4 separate regions of the Mus musculus genome follow, and all the other regions are linked to region 1. The links are chromatin loops, found by intact Hi-C in ENCODE. Cell type or tissue: heart. All regions are shown on one strand. Each heading gives the region's core, and the rest is flanking DNA. Links, peaks and the distances in the headings are about the cores only. Region 1 holds the start of Hmga2 (high mobility group AT-hook 2). Region 2 overlaps Hmga2 (high mobility group AT-hook 2). Region 3 overlaps Hmga2 (high mobility group AT-hook 2). Region 4 has its middle 23 kb from the start of Gm34952.

Region 1 (6,039 bases), core at 492-5,491:
AGTGGGGAGAAAAATCCAAGTATCTGGGAAAGAGAAATTGAAACAGCCACGAGGTCACCAGGTATATTAACGTTTGACTTTATTGGGTGCTAGGCTAAGTAGCCAATACTCAGGCAATTAAGAAAAAGCGATAGATTTGCCGCGGACGCTGAACGTCTCTCCGGTGAATCATCTACTCTCGTTTCATTCAGATTGGGTGCTTAAACGAGACTAATTACAACTCCGGAGCGTTCTCCGTGGAAGTTCGCAAGCTAGAGAGCGGGGGAGGGGGAGAGCGGAGGGGGGTGCTTAGAAACTTCCATTGGACACCAGCGCCAGTGGGCACTTAGAGCAAACACATCGGAAACACATTTTTCTTTGTGAACTCGGCCTTCACTCAAAGGTAAAAACTCCCAGCCGCCTCCGGATCTCAATGCGTTTTCCTTTAGCCTTTGGGGGAGGGGTGCGATTAGTAGGATTCAGAAAACCTGGGTGGCTGGTGGGAAGCAAGGGGGTAGAGCGGAGACTTCCTGGGAGGTGTAAAACGGGATCCCAAAGCACTGTAAAGTGTCGCTAAGGGCAGAGCGGGAAATCTCGGCGGCCTCTAGATTAGTTTGTTTCCTTTGATGATTTCCCAAAAGGTACACTCCTTGTTTTTCTAAAACACACCAACAAACTTTCTTCGATTTCCCACCTAGCTCTACGGGGGCAATTTAGGACTATTTTCTAATCCGCCTATTGGCCCGAGGGAAGCGATTTAAAGCAAAAGAAAAAATGGGAAGTTTTTGGTTTTTTTTAAAGGCCGGGAAGGGAGTTTTACTGTTCTCAATAGACGCGTCCTTAGGCTTGGAAATTGCTGCGAACGTCCCAACCCCCTGCCCGCCCGCCCGCCCGCCCCCGGCCCTGGGCGCTGCGCACAACTCTGCAACAGCCGGCTTGCACTCTTAATTGGTTGCATCCGCAGACAAAACCCTCCATTCCGCGGGGTCCTGGGTGCCCCTCGACCGTCCCTTCCCAGCCCCCAGCCACTCGCCCAAGAGGAAGCTAAAACTTGGGCTGCTCAGAGGAGCGGGATCGAGGAGCCAAAGAGGGACCCGACTCCTGGCGGGGAAGCGACCCTGGCTACCGTGCACTTTCCTTCCAGAGCTCCCTGGGCGAAGCGCGTTTCCCGGGCCCGCGGGGGCCTGGGATCCTCCGGGATCCTTTCCCCGCCAGCCCCGGCGGCTGTAGCAGCTCGGCAGGCATTTAAATATCCTCGGGAGGAGCACCAGGCGGGCAGTCGGCTCCGCACGCGTTCTTTGTCGGGAGGGCGCGAGCCTTGGGCCATGGAGTGTGGGGAGGGCACCGAGGGGGCGGCCGCGGCGCATCAGCCTCCTACGGGAAGGCGGCCCCGAGAAGCCGGAGAAAGCCGCGGGTCTAAGAGCTTCGGACTCGCAGTCCTGCCCCTCCTGAACTCCCCAGTCCCCCCAGTCGCCAAAGCGGCTGACAAAGCGACGCTTTTATTCTTTGGGACCCCCGAGGCTCGATGCCCCCCCCCCGAGCCACGCCGCGCCGCTCCGGGGCTGCGCACAATAGCGAAAGTCCCTGTCCACGATTCGCGCGACCCCACCTCCACCGGGTGGCTACGGCTCGCCGCGGGACCCCAGCTCTTGGAGCCGGGGAGCGCGGGTACCCGGAGAGACTGCGCCGCGCACTCTCCAGGGGAACTCGGTCTCCCGCCCCACCTACACCCGGGTGGCAGGCGGGCTAGCTTGCGCTGCCGTAGCCGCTGCGCTCCCGCGCTCCGGTCGCCCGGCGTGTCGCGGGGCCCCGGGGGCAGAGGCGTCGCGGGTGGGCTGAGTGGCCCCTCCGCGTCGGCGTACTGACTTGCTGCTGCTTCCTGGGTCGGCCGCGTCCTCGCTTCTGTGGCACCGGGGCGGCAGGTTGTCCCTGGGCTGATGTGGACGGCTGCCCGGCGCCCTCACCGCGTGCGCTCATCCTGCCTCCCGCCGCCGCTACCACTGCCTCTACCGGTACCGCCGCTGCAGCCGCTCGGCCTCCGCCGCCCCGAATCCGCCCAGCACCTTTCGGGAGACGGGATGTAGAGAGCTGGAGAGGGCAAGAGCGGCGAGAGCAGGCGAGCTGGCGAGTGCGCCGGGGACTACTGCTGCTGCTTAGGCTGCCGCCGCTGCCACCATCAACACCGGACGTCCAGCGGCTGCCAAAAAGAGAGAGGGGAGGAGGAAGAGAGGAGGAGGAGAGGAGGAGGAGGAAAGGAGGAGGCGCTGCGGGCAGTGGGTGGCGGAGGTAGAGGTGGAGGTAGGGAGAGGAGGCGGGAAGCGAAGGAGAGGGAAGAGTTGGAGGCGGAGAGGGTTGCTCTCTCCGCAAAGGCTCGGGAGTTGCGGGTACTGGGACGCTCGGCAGCGGCTTGGAGAGGGAAGAGACTTGGAGTGAATTGTGTCCCTTGAAATGTTAGGCGGGGAAAGAATTCCGCCTCCTCTCCCCCACCCCAGAGGGAGAGAGAGGGAGGGGGGCGGGAAGGAGAGACAGAGACGCAGAGAGCCAGAGAGAGACACAGAGAAGAGGGACAGAGACAGAAACTCAGAGAGAGACAGAGACAAAGAGACAGAACGGGACAGAGATAGAGACTGACTAGTGCGGTCAGAAACCGAGGAGAGAGTGGAAGTTTCTGCCAGGATCCGGTAGGGCGCCCAGCTCAGCTCTAGCAAGGAACAGAGCAGTGGGTGGCACCGCGCCTCCTCGGGTGGCGGGGTCAGGCGGCGGCACTGCACAGATGCAGAGGGACAAGCTGCTGGCCTCTGCGCTCTGCACCCGGAGCCCAAGTTTTGCCCGTGCTGCAAGTTTTCAGAGTTCCTGCCCGGGATTCAAGAGGGATGAGTGTGTGCGTGCGTGTGCGTGTGTGTACACGCGCGCTCGCACTTGCGGAGGGGGTGGCGGGAACGGGGAGTGCCCACCTCTGATCGTGGGCGGATAAAGGGGAGGGGGCTGCAGGAGAAGCAAGAGGAGGGGGCAGGCCAGGCGGACAGCCGAGCCCAGGCGCCTGGCCGCGGGCCAGAGGCAGCGTTCGAAACACAACTGCCTCGAAGGCGGCGGCGCCCGGTTGCCACCCGGAGCCCCGGCTCACGTGCTCCCGCCAGCAGTGGGGTTAAAAAGACAGGGCCTAGGCTCTCCTGCCGGATCGCCGCTGGAGGCCACCCCTGAGCGGCTGTCCTAGGAAGGCGAAAGAAAATGACTATCTCAGAGTCACCCTGGAGAGCTTGGCTTCTACCTGTGCTTCCACCGAGGGTTGCCCGAAGTTTCCGGAAGCATTCAGGGTCAACCGCCGCTGTCTACTATTTCAGCCCCGGGAAAAGAGCGACCAAGGAGTCGGAGCGCCCCTTGCGACCCCCCCCCCCCCCCCGCTCCACTGAGAAATGCCCTCACCCCAGAGTGCACGGGCCGGCGCACAAACAAGCGTGCACAAAGATACACGGGCCCACGCGTGTGATCGCAGACAAGCTTGCACGAAAATTCATGTGTGCGCGCACACACACTTCACTGGCAAGCAGGCATGCAAACAAACCCGTGCTTAAGCACACACTACCAGACACACGATGGTGCCAGTAAGCACATTCGCAACAAAAGCACACACTTGCACACTATACACAGGAACACCGAGTGTGCCAGCTCCTTTATCGAGGTCCCCTCCCCCAGGACTGACTCCTGGAGCAGGCGCTGCACCCCCGTGCTGGGACGCCCATAACTCTATGGGATATTACCGATCACTTATCCTTCCACCGCACCAATTGCCTGAAGTTTGCCTTCATTTTAACCTTCTCCCTCAGAATTCCTTTCTGCCAAGTCCTAATTTTATAGCCTGGGCTGTTTCTAAGTTATGTGAACACCATCGTGGCCACAGTCAACTTTTTTGAAAGGCGTAAAACGTTCTAAAAGGCACCTCTTTCTCATCCTTGAATAACACAAATCTGAAAGGGGGAAGAAAGAAAATCTTAGGGTCAGATTTTCCCACATCGCACCCAAAATTGTGTTGGACTGACTCCAGAATAAAAATGTTCACCCAGTGAAGTTTTTTTTTTTTTTTCTTACAAAGATACGGAACACCGTGGAATAAAAACGCCTTCTTTACAGCCCTAACGCCGGGATCTAGGCTCTGCCAGGTTCCGTTGTACTTGAGGCACGTGTAAATGTCTGCTTGGGCGCGACTGTGCTGATTGGTCAGCGTTGCCGTTTTAAATCCGTTTCCAGCTGCCCTTTGCAGAGTTGGGACACTTCTCTGTACATAGAGTGCTCTGCAGGAACCGAGGGCTGGCGTTGAGTCTGGGAACGCTTAGCTCTGATGGAGAGGAAGAGACCCCCATACCTCCAGATGGAGCCCAGCAAATGAATACCGAGGGAGGGGTCTAACAGGAACCTAAGGTTTTGTCAGGGCTTGGCTGAAAGATGGTATCTTCATCAAAGGGACTGAAATTTCACATTCTCACGAGTGCACTGACATTTCCTAGCTGAGGAGTTTGCACATTTCCTCTGTGTGTGTGTGTGTGTGTGTGTGTGTGTGTGTGTGTGTGTGTGTGTGTGTGTGAGAGAGAGAGAGAGAGAGAGAGAGAGAGAGAGAGAGATTGTACATTTACTCTTTGATGCGTGCATTTTACACATGCGCATAATATGGGCTTCTGTTTTGATTCTTGTTTGATTGGCCAGAGGGACAGACTAAGTTCTAGGAAATGGATTTAAGCAAAAGTCACCCAGGATTTCAGTCAGCTAATTTTATGCTGAGAATCACATTATCTCCCTAGATTTGTATTTGTTTGTTTGTTTAAGGTACAAATGCTAGCAAGCATGAGATTCCAACCCCGGGTCGGGGTGGGTGGTGGCAGTGGAGAGCTTTGAACTGTTTTGTTGTTGTTGTTGTTGTTGTTGTTGTTGTTGTTGTGTGTATGTGCATGTGTGCTGGTTTTGGGTTTTTTGCTTGGTTGGTTGGTTGTGTCTTTTGGTTTTTGTTTTGTTTTTCACAATAACCTAGAATCTAAGAGAATCACATTTTTAAAAAGGGAAATCCAGCCAATTGTTTTCATTCCATTTTGTTCTCAGATTTGAGCTCTTTTGAGTTTATAGAAACCAGGATATAAACAAGTTTTTCCTTCCATTTTATCAAGTTAGCCTTATACATTGTTATTCTTTGATGCCTATAATCCTTTTAAGTTACTGTATAGTTTTGTTTTGGGTTTTTTTTTTTTCAGGCAAAGCATAAAACTTTGTTTTTATTTTTTAAATTATCAAGATTTTTATTATTGAGGTGCTATCTTTATATACCAGTCTTTTAATTAAGCTCAATGGCTATATTTTTTTTTGTCTTAAGGAAACATTTTTTTTTCTCACTCACATTTGAGAAGTTGAATCCCCAAATTTAGGTTTCTCAATCCTTTATTCACTTCCCTCTCTCTGTAGCATTCATTCCAGGTTGAGCTTTTCTGCGTGAAATCCCTTTCTCCTTCACCTGCTGTCAAATCGGGCATCAGCACCTTGGGTCACATCAACAAGTTTTCTACTGATCTGGGATGTGGGATTTAGACTGATGTTTAGCTCAGGCAAGCGCATTAGTGGTTGGTGAAACCCAATGAGAAGACTCAGAACTCGGTTTAAAAAAACAAATAAGATAATATAGAAAATTTGGGGCCAAGTACTTCTCATTTAATTCTGTGCACAAACATAATTGCTCTAAGATCTCCTGCCCCATGCTTTATAAATTTGGGTGCACCTGGGCAATGGTGGCACATGTCTTTGATCCTAACACTCAGAAGGCAGGCACAGGCAGATCTTCAAGGCCAGCCTGGTCTATAGAGCAAGCTCCAGGACAGCCAAGTCTACCGAGAAACCCTGTCTTGGGAGAATGTGGGGAGAAAAATAAAAGAAAAAGAAAAAGGAAAAAAAAAATTCGGTGCTGAGAATTCATAATGTCTGCTACGGTATATCAGGCAGAATCATTCTCATTTTAGTAAGACACTTGATACAAGGTATATCCTAAGTTTGCAGGCAGTGCTTGTTGATAGTGGGTCACAAGGA
Region 2 (6,039 bases), core at 428-5,427, 92 kb before region 1:
GAGCCTGCTTATACATACAATGTTTATGCATATTTACATCAAGGCATGATTACTAGTCAGAGATCTCAATGCTGAGCATTTCTTGCCCAGCTGGAGAGAGCGCTACGTTCACAGCTCAAAACAATCCACGCCCCTAGTGCAGAATGAGATTGGCCGCAGAGACTCGGTCCAGCCACCTGACCCAGCCTGACACATTTTTGTCTTCTGTATGGAACACATTTTCAGAAAGGTTTCTATGTAATGTCTAAATCCTCTCATTGCCTGGAAGAAAATTTTTCTTCTCCAAAGCAAAAAAGCCAAACCTCTGTGGCCTGAAATGTCCAAACGTTGAGATAAAATAACATTTTCTTCTTTTTAACTTGATTCCCTCAGGTATTCTGTTATTGTAATAGAAAGCTAACACACTTTTTAGATATGATTTTATCTTTTATATATCTCTTTATCTTTTTTCTTATAAGTCAGTTCATGTGATGAAAGCTAACAAGAATTAAACCAAGATATAAGAACCTAGATAATGAGTTCTGATGAGTCTCAAGTAAATCAAAGAAAATGACTGTAGGCTTTTAGGAATACAAGGAGACCCCAACTCCAACTGACTAGCAAGGATATAAGTTTTTGAATATAGCCAGCGCCGTGATGATACACCTTCCACAGTGGTAAATTCTGGGAGTCAAAAGTTGCTCAGAGTCCGTCTTTCTACCCTGTTATCTTACGTCCCCCTCCCTTCTCCCCCTCCGTCCCTCCCTCTCAGAACCACAAGAGTGAGAGGTGTTGATTTAGTAATGAAATGTTCAGCCAAACAGTGGTTCCCAACCTTCCTAATGCTGCGGCCCTTTAATACGTTCCTCATGTTGTGGTGATGCCCCCAACCATAAAATTATTTTTGTTATTTCATAACTGTCATATTGCTACTGTTATGAATCCTAATATAAAGGTTTGATGTGCAGGGTATCTGACATGAAGCCCTCTGTGAATGAGTCATTTGACAGCCCCACCACCACCACCACCACCACCACCACCACCACCACCACCACAAAGGAGTCAAGACCCACTAAGCCAGAGGACGAAAACAAACAAGCAAGCAAGCAACACTAACACACTCTTCCTTCATGCTGAGCAAATTTCCCTGTCAGGTAACTGGACCAGTTCCAGCAAGTTAACCCATCCCCGATTCTTGGAAAAAGATCACTTTGTGTCACCAAACCAAATGACAATAAGGAAGGGAGACAGAGTGCCAATGGAGTTTGGCTTCAGTTAATTTGGCTTCCACTGTGCTGGCCTGCCCGTGGTGGCTGATGGGAACCCCTTCCTGGCTCTGAAATCAACTCGCACAGACTTTCCCTTGGATGTTGCCTTGCTCTGTCCGATGAGGCAGCAGCACAGTCCCTCTTTCTACAATGTACAGGCATTACCTGCTTTACCTTACGGTGAGATGGCTCTCCTGGCTCGTCTGAGCTATCCCTGGAAACTGCTGAGTGCATTCACTTGGTCACGGACTGAAGAGTGAAGGAAGCCATTCCTGACACCCAGTGAGTGACAGTGCCACTGCTGCCTAAATACTGGCTGTGACTCATTGTCCCCTTCAAGGAATCCCAGAGATGATGGGTAGTAAATAGATAAATAATGCTAGCCACACTCAATCTGACAGTGCCGCCAGGCTTTTCCTGGGAGCCAACCGGAGTTCTGCTCAGTTACACTGAAGAGCAGAACCCCAGGGCGCGCAGGGGCCCCTCCGAGAGGGCAATAACCGCTCTCTTTGTTTTAGGATGCTCTTCCGACTCCCTGTCAGTTCCGCCAGGAGGATCCCAACTATATGAACAAGCTGTCTGTTGAAATGAGATGCTTGTCTCCCTACAGATGCAGTGGTGTAAAGTCCTTGGCTCTAGATAACACGCTTTGGTATGTCTGGGCTTGCTGCCACCTATGTGTATGCACCTCTGATCTTGGGAGGGAATGTCACTGCTGTAACATTTTTTTTTTAAATAAATTTGCTCTTTCAGGATGTGGAAGCCAGTCAGTCAGGTGGAGCTATTACAAGGCAGCCTTTTTGGGCCTTGGGGTGGGGGAGGGATTCCCTCCAAGAAATTTAATATAGTTTGGAGGTTACAGTCTCCTGGTACCTGGGGAGTTCTGCCAGGAAAGGACTTTCAAGATAGCGTTATAAGATACGGTTTGGGAATAAGATAGACCAAAACTGGGGTCTGGGACTCACTCTACGCAAGGAGTTGCATGACTTCTTAAGCAGTTTAAATGTCACTTTCCTCATCGGTGTAACATGGATGCCTCGCTGAATTGTTGGGGGTAACTAAATTAGAAGTCACTAAAGTGCACAGAGCAACTGCGGGCGGTAGGAATGTAATAAACACCACTTAATAGCACTGGGGTGGGCTGCGCTGGTAGCAGCAGTGGCAGCAGGGGCAGCAATAGTGTTTATGATTTCATTGTTCAATATCAAAGACCTTGGTGGCACCCTTGGGAGCGATCACAGGCCTCTGCACTATGCACTTGTGGTGCACACGGTCCTGTAGTTTGCCGGTCTGTCACTGGAGTCTTGTCATTGTGGTGGCCTTGAAGATTCTGGCTTCCAGCCTTCCAGGAATATCCTTGGCCACCAAAACAAGAGTGTTTCGTGTGCTTTGTTCAGCTCCGCCCCCAAGCCCCACACAAGACAATGGAAGTTTCCTTTGTATCGTGTGATTTAAAGTTCACAGGCACACAGTTCACAGAGATGTTATCTAGACTGACTTCCTTCATCCACCACTAGCATGGCTATTTTAAGTACCTGATTAGTGGATAGAGCTGCCCTCCCCAACCGATCTTAAGAATGGGGGGAATCATGAATGGAGTATGCACGCACGCATAACACACACACACACACACAGACAGACAGAGAGACGGCCCTTGCATTCACAGTTGTCACAGGAATCATGGTTAATAGTGGCTTACAAACTACCTCTGACCCATGGGTTCTGTTTACCCATGGATCTAGTCAGTAAACATTGAAGTAGTATGTACTGGGCATGGATGAGAATTCCTTAAAGCTTTTTCCTAGTATTGCTGTAATATGACACTGCATTAAGAAGGTAGCCCCTTAGTACTCAGTGGCTGCCTGCAAGGCTCAGCTTTAAGTCTTTCCTGTTCTCCTACCTGTGAGGCTCTGGGGAGGGGGAGGGAGGGGTGTTTCTGGGAAAGAGAGGCAGTCTTTAAAGGCTCTGGGGAGGGGGAGGGAGGGGTGTTTCTGGGAAAGAGAGGCAGTCTTTAAAGGCTCTGGGGAGGGGGAGGGAGGGGTGTTTCTGGGAAAGAGAGGCAGTCTTTAAAATGTACCACTGTAGGGAATTTCTTTAGAAAGAAGCTTGCAGTTTATTGCATTTGTGGATGGAGAGATGGCTCAGCCCTCAGGAGCACTTATTGCTCCTGCAGGGGGCCTGGGTTCAGTTCCCAGTACCCCCACCAGGGCAGCTCACAACTGCCTATAACTCCAGTCCTAGGGGAGTGGACACCTTCTTCTGTGTTGCTTTCTGCTGGGATTCCTGTAAAGGGAACAGCTCTTTCCCCCAGTCTGCTCTGCAGTGCCCTTAAGTCCTTCAGAGAACAGCTAGTTGCTTAGTTGCCTCAGAGTGGCTGGGTCTCTCTCCTGACACCTGTATGGCTTTCTCGGGCTCCTTCAGGAGTCAGCTAAGAGGGTACAAGTTAGTCCTGTGACAACTGCCAGGCTGCAGGGTAGGGTGTACATTTCCCAGTCCTTCGCCCGATATGTAGATCACATTCACTTACAAAGCTCCGAAGCGCTCCCCAGTTTTGCTCAGCATGCATCTGTGCACGCTGCATGGCACTGGGGAAAACGGGGGCATGACGAAGCATGATTTGGTAAAAATTATAGGGGCCAGGGTTCTTCTGAAGGCACGTCTTGCATTCTCCGGTTATGGCCACCACATATTAGATAGTAAAACACAGGAGTGTAAATGTGCCGGTGGGCTGCATGGAACAAACCATTCGGTGGCATGCGCTCCAGTAGTTCTCTAATGAGAAGCCAAAACATCAAAGGATAAGAAAGATGCTAACACTAGTAAACAATGTGACCATTATTATAATGAGGAGAAAGGACTGAGCACAGGAAATGGCCACCAGACTCCTGCAATGCTTGTTTTACCCTCTCTGTGACTTTTGAATGCTCAGAAAGCCACCACTGTTGAGAAGCTGTAGCCCGCTTATTTGGCTGTGTGGGGTAGCAGATCGCCCAGAACGCTCACTTATCTAAATCAGGATTGAAAATGCTCATAGCACCTTCTCTTTAGGAGATGTGAGGATTCTCTTCTCTCGGAAGGAGTGCCGTGAACATATAGGTAATTTTAGAAACCATGTGTGAGAGAAGAATTTAGGCAGCTGACAGATACTTTGAAACCATCCAGGAATAACAGTGCAGCTCAGATGGATGTTGGAAAAGAGATACTTAGAAACCATCTCGGAACGAAGAGGCTGCTCAGATGGATGTTAGAAAAGAGGCTGAAGGATGGACGTGGTGGTTGATCCCCAGGGTCAGCTGGACTGGAGCTAGCATCACCAGGGAAACGTACTTCTAGGTGTGTCTGTGAGGGTATCTCCAGAAACCTATAATGGGGAGGAGGAGTACTCTCAAAGTGGGTGGGCACCATTCTCTGGGCTAAGGTCCTTGGCTATTCAGAAGGAGGAAGAGAATAGGAGGACCTCTCCTTCCATCTCTCGGTAGCAGTCAAGACAGTTCTCCTTCATGGGCCCTAAGCTGTTCCTTTCGCTTGAGAACCTGGACCCCCAAAGACAAATTTCTACCGAGAGATCAAGAAACAGTTAAGGAACGAGGCTAATTAACGCAATATTTAATTAGCCGAGCCAAGGGCCAGAGACTCAGACAAAGCTCAGTGTCTTGGATTTGTTAAGCATTTTAGTCTGCTACTGACGGTGTCAATCTTCTCCCATCAGCTAATAGGTCCCACATTCAAAATTGTAGAGGGGATGGAAAACTGTAGATGTTTAATTGGCAATTTGTATGCTAAAAACGCTGTGAGCATTTGGACACACTTGGGGATATATGGAGACCTCCCTGCCCACAAACACGTATATTCATAGACACATAGCTATAAACTCAGTTAGCTCCTGGCTCCCGTTCTTGTAGCCCTTGATAAACAGGGGGGTTATAATCATATAAAAGGTCTTTATAGGAGTGAAACTCTTTCAACATTGGATTGCTTTATATAGTTGGGAGACGGCGGTTTAGGAGGAAATAAAGAAGGAAATTCCAAAACGTGAATGGTATTTAAACCTCTTAAATTTTTTTTTTCCTTCAAAGGAAGAGAAAAAAAAAAAAAAAAAGAACAAAATTATGTTTTCCTATCCAGCGCAACGGTATGCAGAAGGACCATGGGCAAAACAGTAACTTTGCAAAGAATAAATAGAAGAACTCAGTGCCTCTCACCCCTTTCATGGAACATGTGGGTAAAAAAAAAAAAAAAAAAAAAGGAAAATGCAGTAACTATAAAACAACCTTTCTTTGATGCTGAACAAAAAGCAAGCTTGAAAATTTTAGGGCTACTGTGCAAGTGAGTGAAAAATACAGATGTCTTTCCCTCCAGTGCAGCTCCAGTCTGCCATCTTAGCGGCCCCATGCCTAACTCTGTATGCAGATGGTAAATATCCAAACACCCAGTTAACAGCAAAGCTCAGCAGTAAACCTTAAAAAATATACCTTTTCCCTTCTTTTTTTTTTCAAAGTCTCAAATAATTAGGGCGCTCCCTTGTTCAATATCATCATTCTCGCCCTCCCCAAGTTACAAAATTCAAGGTGATACATAAGAAAACTTAGGTCATCTTTGTAAAAAATTAAGATACTGATTATTCAAAATATAGAACTTTGATGGCGTCTTCATTTTCCAAAGTCAGTTTCTAATGTTGATTCCCCCAAAGGATCAGAAGCAATATATTAAGGAAATACCACCTAATACTTGGAGCTTGCCCAGGAGATTTGCATTTCCACGTTTCATTATTTGAAAGGAGGAAATGGCAGGC
Region 3 (6,039 bases), core at 339-5,338, 100 kb before region 1:
GGTTTCCTGTTGTTCACGGATTTGTTTATCTGCACACAAACATGGCCGCCCTGCAAGTGGACTCTGGCACTAGAAGTCGGCATAGCAAGTGCCTTTACCGGCTGAATTAGTTCACTGGCCTTGTCTGGAGTTTGTAATAATATAATCTCAGACTATCTCTATCTATCTATCTATCTATCTATCTATCTATCTATCTATCTATCTATACATACACACACACACACGCACACATACATACATATATATAATTCCTGGTTCTGAAGGATACAACAAATGTTCAATGCTTTTTCGACATTGTCATAATCAGAATAAGAAAATGCCAATTAAAGGCTTGGAAACCTTTCTCCATATGTATTTTGCTTGAGTTTTTTTTTTTTTTTGAGAATAATCACAAGGGGGCGTGTCTTACCTGAGCAGGCTTCTTCTGAACGACTTGTTGTGGCTGAGGGAGAAACAAACAAAAGAAGTGGTGTTAGTTTGCAGGGAGACCCAGGGAGGGAAGAACCTGAGTGTTCAGTGAGTTCATTCAGTGTGGCTGGGGACCTGCAAAGCAAGGAGAAAACTGAACACCCCGGAAGTTCATCTAAGTTAGAGAGCCTCCACATGTGGAGGAATGACAGAATAGGGTTAGTACTCATATCGGAATAGGCTTGCTATAGGAATAACTTGGTTTTAAGTCTGCTATCATAGAACTGGAAGAGTTGGAAGACTCTTTACCAAGATAAAGCTTACAAACCACGAAATTCACTCATTTGAAGTCAGTGAATTGAGAGGAATCTTTATTACGCAACTGGTGCATAATTAGCGCCGCAACCTAATTTGAGAACATTTTTAAATTTCCATAAAAGAAACTTTGTATCTATTTGTAGCCACTCCCCATGGCTCTCCACTTTCCTAGTCAACCTCCTGAGCTTAATTTAGCATCAGTCTGCCTTCTGTTACCTAAATTGCCTTGTTTCAGACATTTCATAGTGGAAGAATCATGCAACAGGTGCTTTTGTGTCTGTCTGTCTGTCTGTCTCTCTCTCTCTCTCTCTCTCTCTCTCTCTCTGTTTCCAGGTGAGGAGGGAAAGTCATATGGTAATATTTGAGATATTTGGATTTACAATCACCATGGAAACACACCCCTGGGTGTGTGTGTGTGTCTGTGAAAATGTTTCCGGAAAAGTTTTAGCCAGAGAGAAGACCCGCCCTCGAAGTTGTCACAGCAGCATCCCACTGTCTGTGTTCCAGACTGAAGTACGGAAGCTGAGCAACCACGCTCACCTCTCTGCGCCTCCAAACAGAGAGAGTAAAGCGGCCAGCTGCCTCGGGCTCCTGCCGCCCTCGTTTCCCCAGCCACTACGGAACTGTGTGTCCTTGAACCGTACGCCCACCTACATCCTTTCTGCCTTAATCTGTCAACCCTTTTGTAACAACTCCTATGACGTCAACAGTTAACTGGTTTGTATGGCAAGCAGTACTCCCCCATGTTACTTATCTGGATGCTCATTGGTTGGTGTCTACTTGGGCTGTTTCCACCTCTTGGCTACTGAGAGCATCTCCTGTGAGCTTTCATGGACATATTCCACCACGGTAGGCTTTCATTCATTGTGGGTCACCTAGGAGCGGTGTTGCTGAGTGGTAATGGCAATGCTCCACCCCCACCCGACTTGAGCAGTGGCCGGATGGCTTTCCAAAGCAGGCACACTATTTTATAGACCCACCACTGGTGCGGGAGAGAGTGTTCTAATCTTTTCCCCACGGATGTGCCAGCGCTTGTTAATCGTCTGTCGTTTTTTAAGTCTTGACTTCCAACCGGGTGGAAAGTTAAATGCCAATTTGAATTCCCCTCCTCACTAATTACACGAAACATCTTTCAAGTGCTTACTAAGTAGTCATCCATTCAAATGATTTGCTCATTAAAAAACAAGATGAAACAAAAAAAAAATTTTTTTTTCCAACATTGAGGCCTCTGCTGGCTACATTTTTGTCAATTTGACGCAGGTTAGGGTCATTTGAGAGGCAGAAACCTCATCTGAAAAAAATGCCTCCGTAAGATCAGGCTGTATGCAAGTCTGTTAAGCTTTTTCTTAATTAGTGATTGTTGGGGGAGAGCCTAGACCATTGTGGGTGGTGCCATCCTGGGCTGGTGGACCTGGGGTCTATAAGAAAGCAGGCTGAGCAAACCATGGGGAGCAAGCCAGTAAGCAGAGCCCTCTATGCCCTCTGCGTCAGCTCCTGCCTCCAGGTTCCTGCCTTGTATGAGTTCCTGTCCTGATTTCTTTCAGGGATGAACAGTGCTGTGGAAGTGTAAGCTGAATAAAAATCCCTCCCCGCCCCCGCCCCCCCACCAAGCTTGTTTTTGATCATGGTGTTTCATCACAGCAATAGAAACCCTGACTAAAAGACCTAGGGGTCCTTCTGCTGCTTTGGATATAGTCCTTTCTCAGATCTATAGTTTATTTTCATATCTATATCCATAATATCTATTTCCCCTTTTGAGTGAAACTTCTGAGATCTCTCTGCAGCCTGAATTAATTTTCCAATCAAGCTCCAGAAATTACTGTTATTCTTCAGTGAGACAAAAGACAGATCTGAAGTCCCAGACCTTTGCTAACTCACTTCCTGACAGCAGGGTTGTGTCTGATTATAAGCCCTGTTAATTCCATTTACACATTCCTGAAGTTTGCAAGTATAACCGAGCCACCTTTGACTTAGAGATTCAAGCCAAAGAGATGAAATTGCTCCAGTCCTTCAGAGACACGGGAGGTGGGTTAAACTCACTGTGTTCGGAATACAGAATGTCTGTAAGGGAGTGATGTTTTTCTTGGATCTTGAAATCATTATATAAAATTAGCAGAGTATTTTTTTTAAAAGATGGATGAGATTTTAAAAAGAGATATTTTCACTGTTAAAAAAAAAAAAGTCTGCCTCATGACTTTAATTCACAGCAGAGATAACAGCATCAAAGCCCAGGTTTTGAGATGTTTCCTTTTTTCCCTAGGCTGACTTGAACCCAGGAAGCACAGTGCGCTTCACGCCTCTTAGGAGTCAGAAGTGTGTGCCGAGAGAGTGCTCATTTTCAAAGGGTCGCTTTTAAGTCGAGACGGCCTTTCTTCCTCTTTTCCCCTGCCACTTACACCTGTACTTCTCCTCCCAGACCGTTTCGAATGCACACACATTCTCGAAGGCTGTCTGGCTCCGACCGCTCGTCAGCCCCCTCCTTTTTTGGCTAAGGAGCTCCATTCATGCGAGTCCTGAACAGCGCGTCTCAATGAAACTCCGAGAGGGCTGCCAGCTCGCCCAATTTTCCATGAATTAGGTCCTGACACTTCAGTGAGGAGAAAGACAATCTCTGAACTTTTGCCAGCCTTGGCTCCCAGCCTAGTTCATGTCACAGACCTTCTCCCGGCTACACTTAGACACAGCACTTCTTACTTCTCAGGCCACCAAACAAACAGACCCTTGAATGCCTTCAACGCGGGTTGCGGTTAAGGCCGCTGGGATGTTTTCCCAGCCGTTGGCACCCATTTGCTCCAGACTGTGCCCAGAAAGTTTTGTTGTTGCTGCTGCTGCTGTTCTTCTTCTTGTTATTTTGTTTTGTTTTTAGTTTTATGAATGGCTCTGGTCAGGAAAAACAGACCAAATCATAATATGACCGCCATTCATAAAAACAGAAAGGAAGTAAACTGCCAGCTGGATGCTTTCTGGGCAACAAATCGCGCCCACTTCTTTCTTATCTGCCTTGGAGCATCACTTAGCTCAGAGCTAAGTGTTGAGACAGGGAAGCAGACACACACTGGCCACTCCATCTTCCTCAGGACTGAGTGATAACTCTGCTTATTAATCTCTAGAGTGGATAGCTTTATGTTTTCATAAATCTTGATAAATATATAATATGCTGTACACACACACACACACACACACACACACACATCCTACAGAGAGGTAAAAATCCTTTATCCCTTGTCAAGGAAGGTATACTCCTCGTTGTTTTTATTTTCTCACCAGGAAACTAAGGCATAGAAACTTTAATCTCCCTGAGTTTATTTCTGAAACGGAAACAAACTGAACCCATTCATTCTCTCTCCTGAGGAAACCCCTTCACGTCCACAGACTAGACAAAGCAGTCTAGTCCAGGGCCAGCCCCAACGGAACAGCTGTGCTTTCTGGCCTACTTGGGGGTGGGGTTCACTGTGGGGGCCAAGCCCTGCTAGGTCAGCTCTTTCTTAGGGGCCGATGCCAATAGTCAATGATGCCAATAGTCAGTAGGAGCTGTCGAGGCCCAGGTAGACCAGTTCCCTCAGAATCTTCTCCTTCTAACAGTGGGAGATCTCATAATGATTGTTTTCCTGAAGAGGCAGCAACCTGTTTCAACTCCAATGGTTCTGTTTCTACTGAGTGTGTGCACACAGCAGGCTTGCTCAGTGCGGGCAGCTGGCTGGTCTTCAGCCTCTCCCTGCATGGAGAATTCACCACAAGAGACTGAAAGAACTTATTTGGGTTCCCTTCATTTAAACTTCTTGCATGTGAAGTCTAGATGCATGGGTATGTGTGGCATATATATGTTCACTGGTATGTGCACATAGAGTCTGGATGCATGTGTGTGTGCACATACACGTGGAGTCTATGTTCATCTGTGTGTGCACATCCATGTGTGTGTGCGCACATGGAGTCTAGATGCATGTGTATGTGTCGAGACACAGTTGTATCTGTGTTCACCTGTGTGTGTGTGTGTGTGCACATGCACATGTGTGTGTGCACGTGGAGTCTAGATGCCAGCGTCGGGTGTCTTCTTCCTCAGTAGTTCTCTGTCTAAATAGAGTTTTTTACACTTACATATTTTATGTCTGCATTCATTCACAGAGGCTCATGTATGGCTGCCATCACATAGATAGGAGTCCAGAGGACAACCTGTGGGGATTGGTTCTCTTTTACCATGTGGGTTCCATGGGACTCGGACTGTCCATCTTGACAGCAAGTAGCCTTTATTCACCAGCTACATGCATTGCCAGCCCTCTTTCTGAGACAGGGACTTTCAGTCAGCTTGGAGCTCACTTATTTGGCTGGGCTGGCTGATCGGCCCATTCCAGGAATCCATCCATCTCTGCCTGCCCAGCGAGGAGTTAGGGTCGTGAGCCAACATACCTGGCTTCTATGTGATGCTACTGGCCCTGAAGCTGGGACCTACCTAAGCTTGTGCTTCAGTTGCCTTATTCACCAACCCATCTCCCTGGACTCCACTCCAAACTTCTAAAATTCAGCTCATGAAGAAAATAACCTTCACCATCGCCACCAAGAGCAGCATCGAGAAACTTAGAAGAAATGCTTTGTATTAATGGGACATGATCCTATCAAGACAAGGAGGAACCTCTCTAACCTTCAGTGTACTGCTGCACAGGTTAGCTTATCCAAGGCTAGGTCAACCTGAACTCAAAGCAAATCACTGTCTTAACGTCCATATGAACAGCTTGGGGTCTGAAGCCCATGACACTGTAGAGCAGATATGAAAAAGGAAATAGCATATTTTGGGGATTCTGAGAGCCATGAAGCAATAGGGCAAAGTAATTACACCCACACCCCCACCCACACCCACACCCCGTGACACAGGGTCTCACTATATACCTTTGGTTGGCCTGGAACTTGCTACGAACACCAGGCTGGTCTTAAACTCAAGAGATCTGCCTGCCCCTACCTCTCAAGTGTTGGGATTAAAAGCAGACACCACCACACCTGGCATATGTACGGTATTTATGAGAGGAAATAGTGTGGTTATTTTCATTATATTTTACTTTCCATAAAAGATACAGAGTCAATTCTTGCTTCATTGACCAAAAACATTGTTTCCGGTCTTACACTGAATCATGTAACATTTTATATTATTTACCTATTTTTCTAGGGTTTTTTGGGGGGTGGGTGGGTGGGGTGATGACAGGGTCTTATGTAGTCCAGGATGGCCTCAAATTCACTGTGTAGCTGAGGCAGGTTTTGAATTCTACCATGATAATGGGCGTGCTGGGTGACATCACACCCAGCTCTGAAATGGCTTGAGAGAGT
Region 4 (6,039 bases), core at 762-5,761, 75 kb after region 1:
TTTTTTTTTTTTTGTCTTTGTTTTGAGACAGAGTTTCTCTGTGTAGCCCTGGCTATCCTGGAACTCACTCTGTAGACCAGGCTGGCCTCGAACTCATGGAGATCTGTCTGCTGTTGCCTCCCAAGTGCTGGGATTAAAGGCATGCGTCACCAGACCCAGTCTGTGGTTGTATTTCTCATCGCCTTCCTATCACAGCAGCCTTGAAAGCATTTTAGGTCATGTTTGAAACAGCCACTTCTGCTCCTGCAAAAACCATATTTCAGTAACAAACCAAAAACAGTTATTGCCGGGTGGTGGTGGAGCACGCCTTTAATTCCAGCACTTGGGAGGCAGAGACAGGCAGATTTCTGAGTTTGAGGCCAGCCTGGTCTACAGAGTGAGTTCCAGGACAGCCAGGGCTATACAGAGAAACCCTGTCTCGGAAAAAAAAAAAAAAAAAAAAAAAAAAAAAAAAAAAAACAACAAACCAAACCAAAACAAAACAAACCCAAAAACCTTATTGACAGTCTTACTTTTTAAATTAAATACTTATTATATTTACTCATGGTGGACATTAGGCTAGGCGTACCACTCACAGCCTTTGTGGGGATGTTAGAGGACAGATTCCAGAGCTTGGTCCTTTCTTTCCACCATGTACATCCTGGGGTGGGACTCAGGTCATCAAGCTTGGTGGCCAGCTTCTTCACCCACTGAACTACCTCACAGGCCACCAACTGATTTTAATAGTAACATGATACAATACTGTAAGTTTTGCTCGACCCCACACTTGATTCTAAGAGCTTTCTATGTGTTTTTGTATCTAAGTCTCCATATTTCCCCATAATTCTATTACCCACCTACAAATAAAGACATGGAAAACCTCCTGAAGTTAAATAACTGAATCGGACAGTTAGTAAGTCGCAAAGCCAGTAAGTTGCAGACACAGCTGTTGGGCTAGCTCTAGGGTGGAAACTCAATACAAAATGAATAAGGAAACAGTGTTTTGTCAGCAGGAGGCTCAATGGGGATGACACAAAAGTAAAGAAATAGGGTGAGGAGGGATGGGAAGACAGGGCAACATCAAGCTGAAAAGGCCCAGTGCTCCTGATCTTTAATATACATGACATGGTTGAAGGCTTTCAGCATAGAGTAGTGGGGAGGGGGTGGGGGCTGGAGGCAGGAGACAGGGGGCTGATGCTATATAGCAGGCAGGAATCCTTCGTGACCAAGCCTTAGAGTTTGGTATAGACTATAAACCAGAGGTAGTCTGAACTTTACAAATCTGTCCTACTTGAAAAGTGTTGGTTTGACATAGGGAGAGATTTCCTTTGCAGGAAATTAGGTGGCAATTTAGAAAATAGTCCAAAATGAACAGAAAACCATGAAAGGGCACACAGGTTTACCCCCATTGGGACATTCTACTGAACCATGGTGCTTTCAAAGATTGGAACTTGTGGTTACAAAATACTAAATTAAAACTGCGTATTTCACACCCCAAACTGAGCGGAGGCGACCGTCTTCTTAGTGCACCCAAGGAGCATATGGAGAGAAGGGCAAAAGATGAAGAAGACACATGACCATCCACCTCAGCAAATTCTACTTCTGGGAACAAAAACAAGGGGCACAATTTCATACGAAAGTCAGGAGCCCACCTTATAAGAGCTGTTATTACAGCGTTATTTATCTATTAGTGAATGGGATATGAGTACTAACTCATCGCTTGGAGACTTGTGTACTTACTCAGAGACAAAATAAAGACCAATATTGCCTCAGAAGAGATACGTAGAAATCCATTGCTAGATGAAATAAATGGTCTTGACTATCAACCTCTTACAGGGGTCTTTTTTGTTCAGGAATACTGTCATGAACTGCTCTTCACTGTTCTGTGTTGCTGCTAAAAATTAAATTTTCCTAAAAATGTAAACTTATAACTTCTGTTCATACTTTAAATGAGATATAATTCTAATAACTTATTTTGCTGTTTTATTTTGGTTTTTTGTTTGTTTTTTTGTTTTGTTTTGGGTTTTCTGTTTGTTTGTTTGTTTGTTTGTTTGTTTGTTTGTTTGTTTTAGACAGGGTCTCTCTAGTTTTGTTCTGGAACTCAATATGTAACCCAAACTAGCCTTAAACTCATGATCTGCCTGACTCTGGCTCCTAGTGGCTGGGATGAAAGGCACATAGCACCATGTCCAGCTGGGATGATCCTAAGTTAGTCTTTTCTCTTTTGCTGCAACAACAACAACACAACAAAATACCCCAGGCTGGGTATTTTATAGAGAAATAAGGGTTATTTGACTAAAAGTTATGAAAACTGAAATCCCAAGATCAGGCAACTTCTTTGGTTTGGGCTCTGAGGAGCCTTAAGCTCGTCACCTCATGGACGGCTGAAAGGAAACGCACGTGGGAGAGGGAGCAGTTATATGATGACATAGGAAGCTAGACAAGATCAGGACCACAACTCATCTCGTCAGAACTAACCAGGGTTCCACAAGAACCACCTTAACCTAGCAGGTTTTGAGACTGGTGTCCCAAAGACCTAATTACCTCCAGGTAGGGTCTGCGTACCCCCATCCACATTGGTACCGTAAGGCCCAGGCACCACTGGACGACAAATCCTGTGTAAGGCAGAGCAGTTGATGTCTTCCACCTTTGAGCAATTCCTGTCCAGTTTGCTCTCTTGCTCACAGCTCAGACTTTCATACCAGAAGATCACCAATGATTCCTCAGAGTGAGGAAACATTGTTAGGGTGGAGAAAGCTGTGAGCCTGAGTTGTTTAGTGGCAGTCTCAGGGCTTCTGTGTTCTCCCTTGTATGTATAATATGTATCTTAGTGCTGCCGACTAAGTTTAACCTATTCCTTTTAAAGGACTCGAAGTTATGCTGAGACACGCCCCCTCCCCGTAACCCCCCCTCCCCCATCTTTTCTTGGAGTGTTTTACCTACAGAAAACCACAGCCAATCAAAATGCTGAACTGTGGAGCACAGCCTTAATATTTTTAAGTGTGTGAAAAAGAATGTTTAGAGAGCCTCATGCAAAAAGCTGTTTCGCTTGAACTCAACATCTCCAAACACACAGCCACAGTTAGTTATGCACCGGGAACACACCATCACCCTCCCCGAAATCTCACACTGTAGTTGATTATAAGTATAAATCAATACATGTACCCCGCAGATCGATGGCGAAGAGCCTTAACGATTCCCGCAAAGCCGCCTTTATAGAGTGGAGGAGAATACACAGCTGACAGGGAACCGCTGGGTTATGGCGACCACCCAGGTGGTGCCAGAAGTTGGAAGTAACCCTCCTCCCCCCTGCCCTCCATCAACGCAGCTCAGAACGAATTGGCTTTTCAGGAATGCTGAGAGAAAAGGAAAAGCCGGCCAAATCTTCCCGGCAGAAGTAGTTCCGATCCGGGGATTAGAGTCTGTCAATTAGGGGTGTCCGAATGGGACGGAGGGAAGAAAGAAGGAAGTGCTGCTTAAGTGTCAGGGGAGACTCTTATTTATTTTTATTTTGATTTGATTTTATTTTATTTTTAGGAGGGGGAGCAAGCGCTGGGAACGATTTTTCTTATTCTGCTTGGAAAGGAGTCAGTCCTGATCCAGATTTCCTTCCGGAAGAAACGAATCAAGGACCTTGCTGGCGGAGGGTTGGGAATGGGGGTGGGGGACAACCCTAGGTGGCCCGAGCGTGGTACGGCCTTGTCAGAGGCTATTGTACGGCTAGACCCAAGGCCGTTTCGGTACCCACGCAGCCACTTGCAGGACCGAGCGTGTCTGGATGAGCCAACTGGCCTCCCTCCGCGCCGAGCGCCCCAGCCGTCTGCTCTGCGCACGGGGTCAGGGGGCCCGCGCCGGCAGGGGCGCCTTTGAAGTCTCGGCAGCAGACTGGGTGGGAGATGGATGACCTAGGAGGGACAGGGACGAAGGGGCCCAGCCTGGTTCCCACGATCCGCGGCTCGAGGGGCCACCGCGCAATGCGGGCCGTTGCTGGGGCAGAATGAGAATGAGAGCACGTGGGTGATCTCGGAAAATGCGCGCGCGGGGATATGATCCCTAAATGTGAGCCAGGAGATTTAGCGCATGACGAACCCTAGGGAACGCACAGAAGGCGGCCACCACCGGGAGGGAGGAGGCTGTGACTCTAGGTAGCCTCGGTGAGAGTGAAGGTGGTGTACGTAAGAGGACCCGGAGTAGGATGGAGAGTGTCCTACTGGTTAGGGGGTGGGGTAGGTGTACGTCAGGAGAGGGGACCCGGCAGCGTGCGGGCTCCATGCTGCTGTGCAGATCGGTGTAGCCGTGGGTGCAAGCAGAGAAAAGGCGACCCCGACAGAGGCACGGGGCCCCTGGCCTGGACCGCTGGGCGGCGTCTGCGGAGCATCTGAGCTCAGCCTCCGGGAGCGGGGTTGGAGGGACTAGTTGCAGAGCAGCGACGCCAATGAAGTTGGTAACTTTTTCCCAAAGAGGAAAAAGAAACCGCCAAACAAGGGTCCCCTAGAAGGGTGGGAGCAGTGGCCCAGTTGCCGATAGACTCCACCCCCTCCAGACTCCGCCCCCCTCAGACTGAGGGGCGCCCGGCCTGCAGCCAATGGGCAAATCTACGTTAGGCGTGACTTTGTGGTTCGACCTGAGCCAGGCATGGAGCTGGCTGGTTTCACCTAGTCCAGACTTTGGGTCTGGAGAGAGCTGAAGGTGCTGACTGGCAAGTCAGGGAGCCTGCATCCTCCCGTGGCTTCCTCCAGCCTTTTTGGACATAGATCATAATCTGCCCAGAGACATGTTAGGTAGAGATTACATGCTAAAGGTTCTCCTGAGAGAGAAGAAGCAGTGTTCTCTCTTGCCCTAACTTACTTCTCAAGAGCTCCTCATGTAAGTTTACAAACACATCTGTTCAAAACGGTCAAATATTTGTTGACCTAGAAGTGAAAGTGACACAGAAGGGAAGAGATTCGGGATCTTGGAGGGACAGGATGAGATGAACAAGAAAGGGTTCTGAAGGTCGCCTAAATCATAGCCCCCTTACATTGTGTTTTCCTCTTCATGTTCAGGATGTGATCTTGGGGTGCAAGGTAATTTGGATTCCCTAAGTTATGGTGGTGAGGAACAGAGTATCGAAATGAAGGAAGAGAATAACGGAACAAGTTGCAATAGTAAAAACAAAAAGATGTTTAAGCGGATACATGGTAGGGGGACATTCACAAAGTCACTTTCTGTGGTCTTCAGACTCAACTCACATCCTTGCGTTTGTTGTGCTAGAACGCAGATCTGGATCCTGAGGTAGCTGCAGGTAAAGGTGGGTTGCTGGAGGTAGTGGTAGCCCTAAGGGACCCACCTGCTGTAAGTGTGCTGTGCTGGTGGGTGGCACTCTTGTTTAAAGGTGAGCTTTTGTTTAAAGTTCTGGGTTTGAATCCAAGACCTGGTGTAAATGGCTCTGTGTGTGTGTGTGTCTCTCTGTCTCCCTCCCTCCCATCCTCTCTCCCCCTTCTTTTCTCCTCTCAATTTCCAAATTAGTTCACATTTTTTCTTCCCTCTCACCATGTCTACTAACTTCTAATCTCTGAACAAAGGGAAGCACTGGCCAGCTGACTTTATTTGTTGTATATAAAAGCAAACAGTTGCTCATCAGACAGTCTGTCTCAAAATAACTTTATTTGATGAAAAACGGTTGATTTGTAGCAGCAAATATATCTTTTTTTAAAAAATATTTATTTATTTATTATATGTAAGTACACTGTAGCTGTCTTCAGACACACCAGAAGAGGGCGTCAGATCTTATTACAGATGGTTGTGAGCCACCATGTGGTTGCTGGGAATTGAACTCGGGACCTTTGGAAGAGCAGTCAGTGCTCTTAACCTCTGAGCCATCTCTCCAGCCCCAGCAAATATATCTTATCAAAGACACTATTGTCATTGAGTGTACTGGTGCCATGGGATTGGCTCAATGGGTAAAGTGCTTGAAGAAAAAGAAGAGAAAAGGAAAGAAGAGAAGAGAAAGGAAAGGAAAGGAAAGGAAAGGAAAGGAAAAGAAAAGAAAAGAAAAGAAAAGAAAAGAAAAGAAAAGAA

What was found. A loop is a pair of places that touch in the nucleus more often than their neighbours do. Peaks named below come from ENCODE experiments on the same cell type or tissue, not always from the same donor. Only the 100,000 strongest peaks of a DNase experiment are listed, where the experiment ranks them.
Region 2: it touches region 1 in a loop (2.5-fold over the local background); 4 of 42 quality-filtered maps call a loop at or near these places.
Region 3: a loop joins it to region 1, with 2.5 times the contacts of the local background. A loop is called at or near these places in 3 of 42 quality-filtered maps.
Region 4: it touches region 1 in a loop (2.0-fold over the local background); 6 of 42 quality-filtered maps call a loop at or near these places.

The regions. Positions count from the first base shown.
Region 1 is chr10:120,474,108-120,480,146 of GRCm38, forward strand. It overlaps Hmga2 (high mobility group AT-hook 2), which reads right to left and starts at 2,362. Exons shown (of 5, transcript NM_010441.3): 1 at 1,846-2,362. The coding sequence starts at 1,956. In heart, for the core only: a CTCF peak has its summit at 3,170; no DNase peak of the experiment used is centred there; H3K4me3 peaks cover 4,414 bases; H3K27ac peaks cover 4,424 bases.
Region 2 is chr10:120,382,328-120,388,366 of GRCm38, forward strand. The region is part of intron 3 of Hmga2 (high mobility group AT-hook 2); the gene reads right to left. It overlaps 1700006J14Rik (a long non-coding RNA gene), which reads left to right. Exons shown (of 7, transcript XR_003948966.1): 4 at 1-1,133; 5 at 1,406-1,529; 6 at 1,766-1,899; 7 at 4,410-4,581. Among named protein-coding and RNA genes, the nearest start is that of 9230105E05Rik, 4.2 kb to the right of the region's middle. In heart, for the core only: no CTCF peak of the experiment used is centred there; a DNase peak (open chromatin) is centred at 2,654; H3K4me3 peaks cover 442 bases; H3K27ac peaks cover 2,720 bases.
Region 3 is chr10:120,374,259-120,380,297 of GRCm38, forward strand. It overlaps Hmga2 (high mobility group AT-hook 2), which reads right to left. Exons shown (of 5, transcript NM_010441.3): 4 at 410-442. The region is part of intron 3 of 1700006J14Rik (a long non-coding RNA gene); the gene reads left to right. Among named protein-coding and RNA genes, the nearest start is that of 9230105E05Rik, 12 kb to the right of the region's middle. In heart, for the core only: no CTCF peak of the experiment used is centred there; a DNase peak (open chromatin) is centred at 3,333; H3K4me3 peaks cover 396 bases; H3K27ac peaks cover 983 bases.
Region 4 is chr10:120,548,778-120,554,816 of GRCm38, forward strand. No RefSeq gene overlaps it. Among named protein-coding and RNA genes, the nearest start is that of Gm34952, 23 kb to the left of the region's middle. RefSeq lists an enhancer at 3,181-4,820. In heart, for the core only: no CTCF peak of the experiment used is centred there; no DNase peak of the experiment used is centred there; H3K4me3 peaks cover 2,354 bases; H3K27ac peaks cover 2,735 bases.